2 separate regions of the Homo sapiens genome follow, and region 2 is linked to region 1. A link is a contact called in ENCODE Hi-C or POLR2A ChIA-PET data. All regions are on one chromosome and are shown on one strand. Each heading gives the region's core, a stretch centred on a gene start or an enhancer-like site at or near the end of the contact. The rest is flanking DNA. Distances are from core to core; before and after follow the strand shown.

What was found. Hi-C counts contacts between places; a loop is a spot of excess contacts on that map. ChIA-PET counts read pairs that join two places held with the same protein, here RNA polymerase II (POLR2A). Pooled maps may share reads with other maps.
Region 2: a loop to region 1 is called in a map of endothelial cell of hepatic sinusoid, with 4 times the contacts of the local background. The contact joins the enhancer-like site here to the promoter of NR1H3 in region 1. A Hi-C loop is called at or near these places in 1 of 168 maps with a recorded cell type or tissue (endothelial cell of hepatic sinusoid) and 7 of 50 pooled maps. POLR2A ChIA-PET finds 5 or more read pairs at or near these places in 8 of 52 experiments (CD8-positive, alpha-beta memory T cell, Caco-2, HEK293 and 5 more).

What each region holds. Positions count from the first base shown.
Region 1 is chr11:47,255,733-47,259,245 of GRCh38, forward strand. NR1H3 (nuclear receptor subfamily 1 group H member 3) reads left to right here and starts at 2,264. Exons shown (of 10, transcript NM_005693.4): 1 at 2,264-2,397; 2 at 3,448-3,513. The coding sequence starts at 3,485.
Region 2 is chr11:47,151,411-47,154,923 of GRCh38, forward strand. All of the region lies in intron 4 of CSTPP1 (centriolar satellite-associated tubulin polyglutamylase complex regulator 1), which reads left to right. LOC124902672 (a long non-coding RNA gene) reads right to left here. Exons shown (of 2, transcript XR_007062668.1): 2 at 2,037-3,113. Among named protein-coding and RNA genes, the nearest start is that of ARFGAP2, 24 kb to the right of the region's middle. RefSeq lists an enhancer at 1,920-1,999. Within about 2 kb of position 1,846, at least 5 of the 41 ENCODE cell types and tissues checked have a DNase peak (open chromatin) inside an H3K27ac peak, as active enhancers do.

The DNA of each region.
Region 1 (3,513 bases), core at 1,014-3,513:
TCTCGGGTCATTGCAACTTCTGCCTGCCAGGTTCAAGTGATTCTCCTGCCTCAGCCTCCTGAGTAGCTGGGATTACAGGAATGCATCATCACACCCGGCTAATTTTTTGTATTTTTAGTAGTGATGGGGTTTCACCATGTTGGCCAGGCTGGTCTGGAACTCCTGACCTCAAGTGATCCATCTGCCTTGGCCTCCCAAACTGCTGGGATTACAGGCATGAGCCACCGCACCCTGCATGATCTGTAGTTTCAATCCCACAACAACCTTGTGTGGTAAAAATTACTATTATCCCTATTTTATTTATCTTTCTTTCTTTTTCTTTTTTTTATTTTGAGATGGAGTCTCAGTCTGTCACCCAGGCTGGAGTGTGGTGGCACAATCTCGGCTCACTGCAACCTCCCAGATTCAAGTGATTCTCCTCCCTCAGCCTCCCGAGTAGCTGGGATTACAGACCCGCATCACTATGCCTGGCTAACTTTTGTATTTTTAGTAGAGACGGGGTTTCACCATGTTGGCCAGGCTGGTCTCGAACTCCTGACCTCAAGTGATCCACCCGCCTAGGCCTCCCAAAGTGCTGGGATTACAGGCGTGAGCCACCGTGCCCGTTCTATTTATTTTTCAACACACCATTGCTGGCTCAACTATTCTTATTTTAAAGATAGGGAAACAAAGATTCAGAGACGTTAAGTAACTTGCTCAATCAAGATCACATAGGTAATAAGAGGTTTAGGATTTGAACCCAAAATCTGAGCCCAGAGTCTGAACGCTAAATCAACATGCTGAGTTGAAATTGACTACAGCAGTTGTGATGGCGTGTGCCTGTAATCCTAGCACTTTGGAAGGCTGAGGTGGGAGGATGGCTTGAGCCCAGGAGTGTGAAGCCAGCCTGGGCAACATAGTGAGACCCTACCCCAAAAAAGGTAAAAAAAAAAAAAAAAAGGAATAATAAAAAAAATTGACTAGGGCTAATAAGTACGGGATAGACGAGAATAATATTTCTTTTTTTTTTTTTTTTGGGGACAGAGTCTCGCTCTGTCACTCAGGCAGGAGTGCAGTGGCGCAATCTCGGCTCACTGCAAGCTCTGCCTCCCGGGTTCACGCCATTCTTCTGTCTCAGCCTCCCGAGTAGCTGGAACTACAGGCGCCTGCCACCATGCCCGGCTAATTTTTTGTATTTTTAGGAGAGACGGGGTTTCACCGTGTTAGCCAGGATGGTCTCGATCTCCTGACCTCGTGATCCGCCTGCCTCGGCCTCCCAAAGTGCTGGGATTACAGGCGTGAGCCACCGCGCCCGGCCGAGAATATATTATATTTTTCTTGTTATTCATTCAACAAATAGGAACACAGTACCTACTCTGTTGCCACATCTATGCCAGCCCTGTTTCAGGGGTGTTGGGGGAGATGAAATCAATAAAATATGATGTCTACTTTCAGGGATGGATTTCATGCCCCAGGCAGCAGAGTAGGAAGAATGACTATAGTCTCAGTAGCTGCTGGTTGGAGCCTGCCATCACTTCAGATGGGGTTGTTCCCCAGAAGAGGCAACCCGCATACCTTCCCAGGTCCATCCTGGGCTGCCACCTGAGTTGCCTGTCTTCCTTCTGCCACCTCCACCCCTATCCCAGGCCTGCCACTGCTCATAGCAGATTTCCTATCAAAGGCTCTCCTGGCCTCCTCTCTTATCTGTGGCCCCCGCAGGGCACCCACTTTCAGAAACTCCCTGGAAGGCCCAGCACCTGCCTCTCTCCACCCCTGGATTTCTACCAGCTTGGCTGAGGCCTGGGGCTAGTGGGGAGAGCTTCTTGGCCTCTTCCCAGAGGCAAGGGAGGAGGAGGGAGGCTGGGAAAGCCGCTGGGGCTCAGTGTCGCAATTCCGGGCCGTGCTGGGACCTTTGCTCCACGAGGTGCCTATGGAGGGGAGGGAACACGATTCTGGAGGCTGCTGGGATTGGGGTGGGGGTTCCTGGGAGGCAGTCCTTTTGCAAGAGCTGCTAAGAGCGCTGGGTAAGGAGAGGAAGGGGAGAGACATGGAACTTGGCTGGTCTGCAGGGAAATGCCACTGTTTTGGCCGGGAGTAGGGGGCGGGAGTGGCGGGAGAGGGGGTGGCCGGCTGGGGAGGAGCCAGCCTGGTGGAGAAGCTGCCCTGTGGGCGGGGGTGAGGAGGGGAGGGCTGTGGTCACCAGGCAGGAAGGAGGGGTGGCCTGACCCCTCGGCAGTCCCTCCCCTCAGCCTTTCCCCAAATTGCTACTTCTCTGGGGCTCCAGGTCCTGCTTGTGCTCAGCTCCAGCTCACTGGCTGGCCACCGAGACTTCTGGACAGGAAACTGCACCATCCTCTTCTCCCAGCAAGGGGGCTCCAGAGACTGCCCACCCAGGAAGTCTGGTGGCCTGGGGATTTGGTGGGTCTGCTCCTTAGCAGTGGCCTGGGGCTCTGTGTGTGTATCTGGGGTGGGGTCGGGGAATGTCCTAAGGATCTGAGAAGGGGGTTTCTGGGGAGAAGTGAGGGGTGATGGTGATGGAAGCTTGGGACAGGAGCAGGACTCTGGGTCCCAGAATAACTCATGAGGGGCTCAGGGGAGGAGGTCCTCTATGTGAATTGGGGAGATTCTTGGAGACAGGTTTGTGCTGGGACCCTGGAAAGTGGCACGAGCGAGGTTCTCTAATAAGCAGCGTGTTTCACTGGGTGGAGTGAGCTGTCCTCAGTGTTGGAGTGAGGGGGAAGGGGCCCAAGAGAAGCAGGGCAGATGCACCCAAACATTCCCTGCTGGCCTGGAGGGGACTTTGGGGGAGAAAAGCCGGCACGGTGGCTGGGAGCCCAGACTTTGGAGTCAGAGGAGGGTTGGAGTCTTGACTCTACCGCCGCCTAACTGTGTGACCATAGTTACTTAATCTCTTTGAACCTCAGTTTGCTTATCTGTAAAATGAGTTTAAGAATAGTCCTGAGCCAGGAGCAGTAGCGTGCGCCCATAATCTCAGATACTCAGGAAGCTGAAACCTGATTGCTTCAGCCCAGTAGTTTGAGGCGATAGTGTCCTATTATTGCACCTGTGAATAGCACTGAGTTCCAGCCTGGGCAACATAGAGAGACCCCATCTCAAAAAAAAAATTAATAGTTTTGACCTCAGAGGGATATTATGAGGAAAGCACATAAAGCCTTATAACAGGCTGGGCGCAGTGGCTTACTCCAATAATCCCCACACTTTGGGAGGCCCAGGTGAGAGGATCACTTGAGCCCAGGAATTCCTAGACTAGCCTGGGCAAAATAGGGAGAACCTGTCTCTAAAAAACATAATAGTAATATAATAAAGCCTTAGTACAGGCTAATATATGGCAAGTAAATGTTAGCTGATATTGTTGATATTGATAAAAGGGAGGATCAGGTGGAGAAGGGAGCTGAGGCCAGAAAGGAGCCCAGTTCTAGAAGAGTATAATCTGGGTCCTTCCTGCAGGACAGTGCCTTGGTAATGACCAGGGCTCCAGGAAGAGATGTCCTTGTGGCTGGGGGCCCCTGTGCC
Region 2 (3,513 bases), core at 596-3,095, 100 kb before region 1:
AAGCAAGAGGAGTAGTTGCAGGGAAACTGGGTAGGAGGTCATGCCATCATCAAGAAAAGAGAGGTGAAGGCTGGGGGTAGGATGGTGGCTGTGGACGTGGAAAGAAGTAGATGGATTCAAGAGAAATTTCAGCAATAGCATTGATAGGACTTGGTGACTGGTTGATTGGCTTGGAGCAGAGGGTGGCGGGGGGAAGTTTCCAGGATGTCTAGTATGCCCAGCGTTTCTGGTTGAGGAGAGTCATAGCCGGTGTTGCTGTTAACACAAGCTCGGATCCATTTGGCTTTTTAAAAGGTAGCCAGTCTTACTTCTTGCAGTTGAAAAAAAACCCTCAGTCCTTTATACATGTGCTGCTGGGATCCAGCCACATGTCCCCCAGAAAGAAAGCCCTCGCCTCTGTCTGCACCCGCTTCACTCGCCCCCTACTCCCTCCTGCTCGGCATATGTTTCAGCTCCCCAGTCTCTGAGACTCAGACTCTTCACCTGTAGAATGGAAATAACAATAAGACCCACCCGTAGGACTGTTGTAGAATAAAATTTAATTAATGTAGTCAAATGCCTTAATAGCCTGCCATGAGGTAGGGTACTCAGGAAAGATACCTGCCTCTATAGGCGGATCACTTGAGGTCAAGAGTTCGAGACCAGCCTGGCCAACATGGTGAAACCCTGTCTCTACTAAAAATACAAAAATTAGCCGGGCATGGTGACAGGCACCTGTAATCCCAGCTGCTAGGGAGGCTGAGGCAGGAGAATCACCTGAACCTAGGAGGCGGAGGTTGCAGTGAGCCGATCTGCACCACTGCACTCCAGCCTGGGCAACAGAGCAAGACTCAAAAAAAAAAAAAATGCCTCTATTGTTACCCGTATTAAGGGCACCTGCAGGGCTGCCCTGCTCTGACGGACACTCCTACCCTCCCACGGTGTGCGCCCCCTCTTCTGCAACGGCCCATCTCCAAAGGGACTGCTGATGTTTGAGGTCAAGATGGCCCCTAGCAGAAAGCTGCAGACCACTTCTGAGGCTGGAAGGGTGTGCCCTGTTTATAGCTTCTAGTCCCATCTGTGGCTGAAAGAGGAAGATGCTAGTGGCACTCAGCATTAAGGCTTCCGCGAGGCTGCGAGGCAGGGGTAGCCCTTTGGGAAGTACGAGCTCAAGCTTCTGCTCCGAGGCAGGCTCTGGAATGGGCCTATTGGTGAGAATTGCAAATGGAGGTAACTTCTGTAATTAGACAGTGGTGATGGTGGCGCTACTTTGTGAATATACTAAAAAACTGAATTGTACGCTTTTAAAGGGTGACTTTTATGGTGTGTCATTATATCACAATGTAAATAAATAGCAAGTGGAAGTTGCTGCTATGGGAGTGCTGTGTTCCAACTGATGATCAACAGAAGCCATGGAACACGGGGAAAGCCTTGGGCTCCCTGGTGGTTTCCTGCTTGGGGATATTCACAGCCCAGTGCTGTTCTGTCGTAATTCACTTTAGACTATTGGGGCTCCAGCTGTCCTGAGAACAGGGCAGTAAAGGAAAGTCAGTGGCTTCTCATGTCCAGAGCCTTTGCCTGCCCTGCTGAGCCTGCCAAGGAAAAGCTTTGAGGTGCTGGTGGCCCTTGCTCCCTGAGCGCTCCCGGGGGAGCTCACTCTTCCTCTGCAGTTTGGAGGTCTTTGCTAACCCCAGTCCTCTCTAGCTGCCCGCTCTCTGCTGTCTCCCTGCTCCCTCAATCCAGATGTCAAAACAGATTCTGCCATCTGGGTGGGGAGGGAGCTGTTCTGCTGCCTGGGTTTTCCTTGGGTTATGAGATGGGGTAACCACTTGGCCTTTGGCACTGCACTTAGTCCTGTGAACTACTGACAGAGGGACCAGGGCACCCTCTTGTGGCCCTCAGCGGCACTGCTTCTTCCCGCCCTCCAGCCTTGAATTTCTTCCAGCTGGAATTCTAGTGTTGAACTCTGGTGGTGGAGGCAGCTGTCGTTCTCCCCAGGAGATGCCTAACATATCAGTAACAAGAAAGAAAATAAATCAGCCACAGAAACTAGGAGGTAAAATGTTAGTGTTTTTGCTCTGCAGCTTTATTTTCAAAGAGGCAGTGTGCTCTCATGGAAGATGTGTGGCCTGTGGAGTCCAGCAAGCTCCCCAGCTGTGTGTGTGACTTTGGCAGGCTGACCTCTGAGCCTCAGACTCTTCACGTGTAGAATGGAAATAATAAGACCCACCTGTAGGATTGTTGTGGGATAAAATTTAACGAATGCAGTTAAATACCTCAATAGCCTGCCACGCAGTAGGGCACTCAGGAAATGGCACCTGCTTCTATTGTTATCTGTATTACAATAAAGACTAGGCAGGAACCACTGTCTCTCTTCAGGAAGATCGCAGCAAAGGGAGTGGCACCACAATATCGTAGTCTCTGTGAAGCCCTTTCCCCAGCAGTGAGCAATCCTGGCTTTCTCTGGGGCTGATCCAGTTGCCAGTCTGGGAAACCTCTGACTCAGGGAAGTGGAGAGAGATTTAGAAAAATATGAGAGAGCAAAAGAAAACTTTTTTTGTTTTTTTTTTGACAGGGTCTCTCTCTGTCTCACGGGCTGGAGTGCAGTGGTGTGATCTCCGCTCACTGCAACCTCCGCCTCCCAGGTTCAAGCGCTTCTCCTGCTTCAGCCTCCTGAGTAGCTGGGACTACAGGTGCCCACCATGCCCAGCTAATTTTTCTATTTTTAGTAGAAGTGGGGTTTCACCATGTTGGCCAGGCTGGTCTCGAACTCCTGACCTCAAATGATTCACCCATCTCGGCCTCCCAAAGTGCTGGGATTACAGGCATGAGCCACCGCGCCTGGCCAAAAACAACTGAAAAAAGAAAAAAAGAAAGATAAAGCCAGAAGGACCTGATCAGAAACAGATTGGGGGCCCGCCCCACCCCATCTGATAGCTTGGCGCCTGCCTGGCATGTGATGGAGCCCAGCAAACGCTCGTTTCCTTCTCTTCTTGTCCTGGCTCAGATGAGGTGCTGAGCAGAGGATGAACATAGCCTTGGTCGGATCCCTTTATGAGTCAGACGGTTTTCTTCCTGTGAGGTGGGTCCTCAGTGGGAGGGACTAGAGACAGGAAAACCGTTGGGTGGGCAACCTGTGAACATGGATGCAAGGAGGAGCAGGGCGGCAGCACAAGATGAGTGTGGGTTTTGACCCTCACAAGTGCAGATTCCCCAATAGCTCTTTGCCCTCTCCCCTTGTCTGCCATCTGTGCCCCAGGGTGGCGGTGTCTGTCGCTGTTCTGGCCCTTTGGTAGCTTATTAAATCTCAGTACCACTTGCCAAGACCCTTTAAACCCCTTAGCTGTTCTTTTTGCCTTTTCTGATCAGCTGTATTTATTCTGAACTAAATGGTCCTCACGGCAGAATGAAAGGATTTACTGCTTAAGTATATGAAAAGAAACCTTGGCTGCATTACAGTTGCACCCTCTCCTCGCCACCCCCTGCCCATGCTCCATCCGCTAGCTGGTGCCACTGAGACTGAACCGGGAGCCC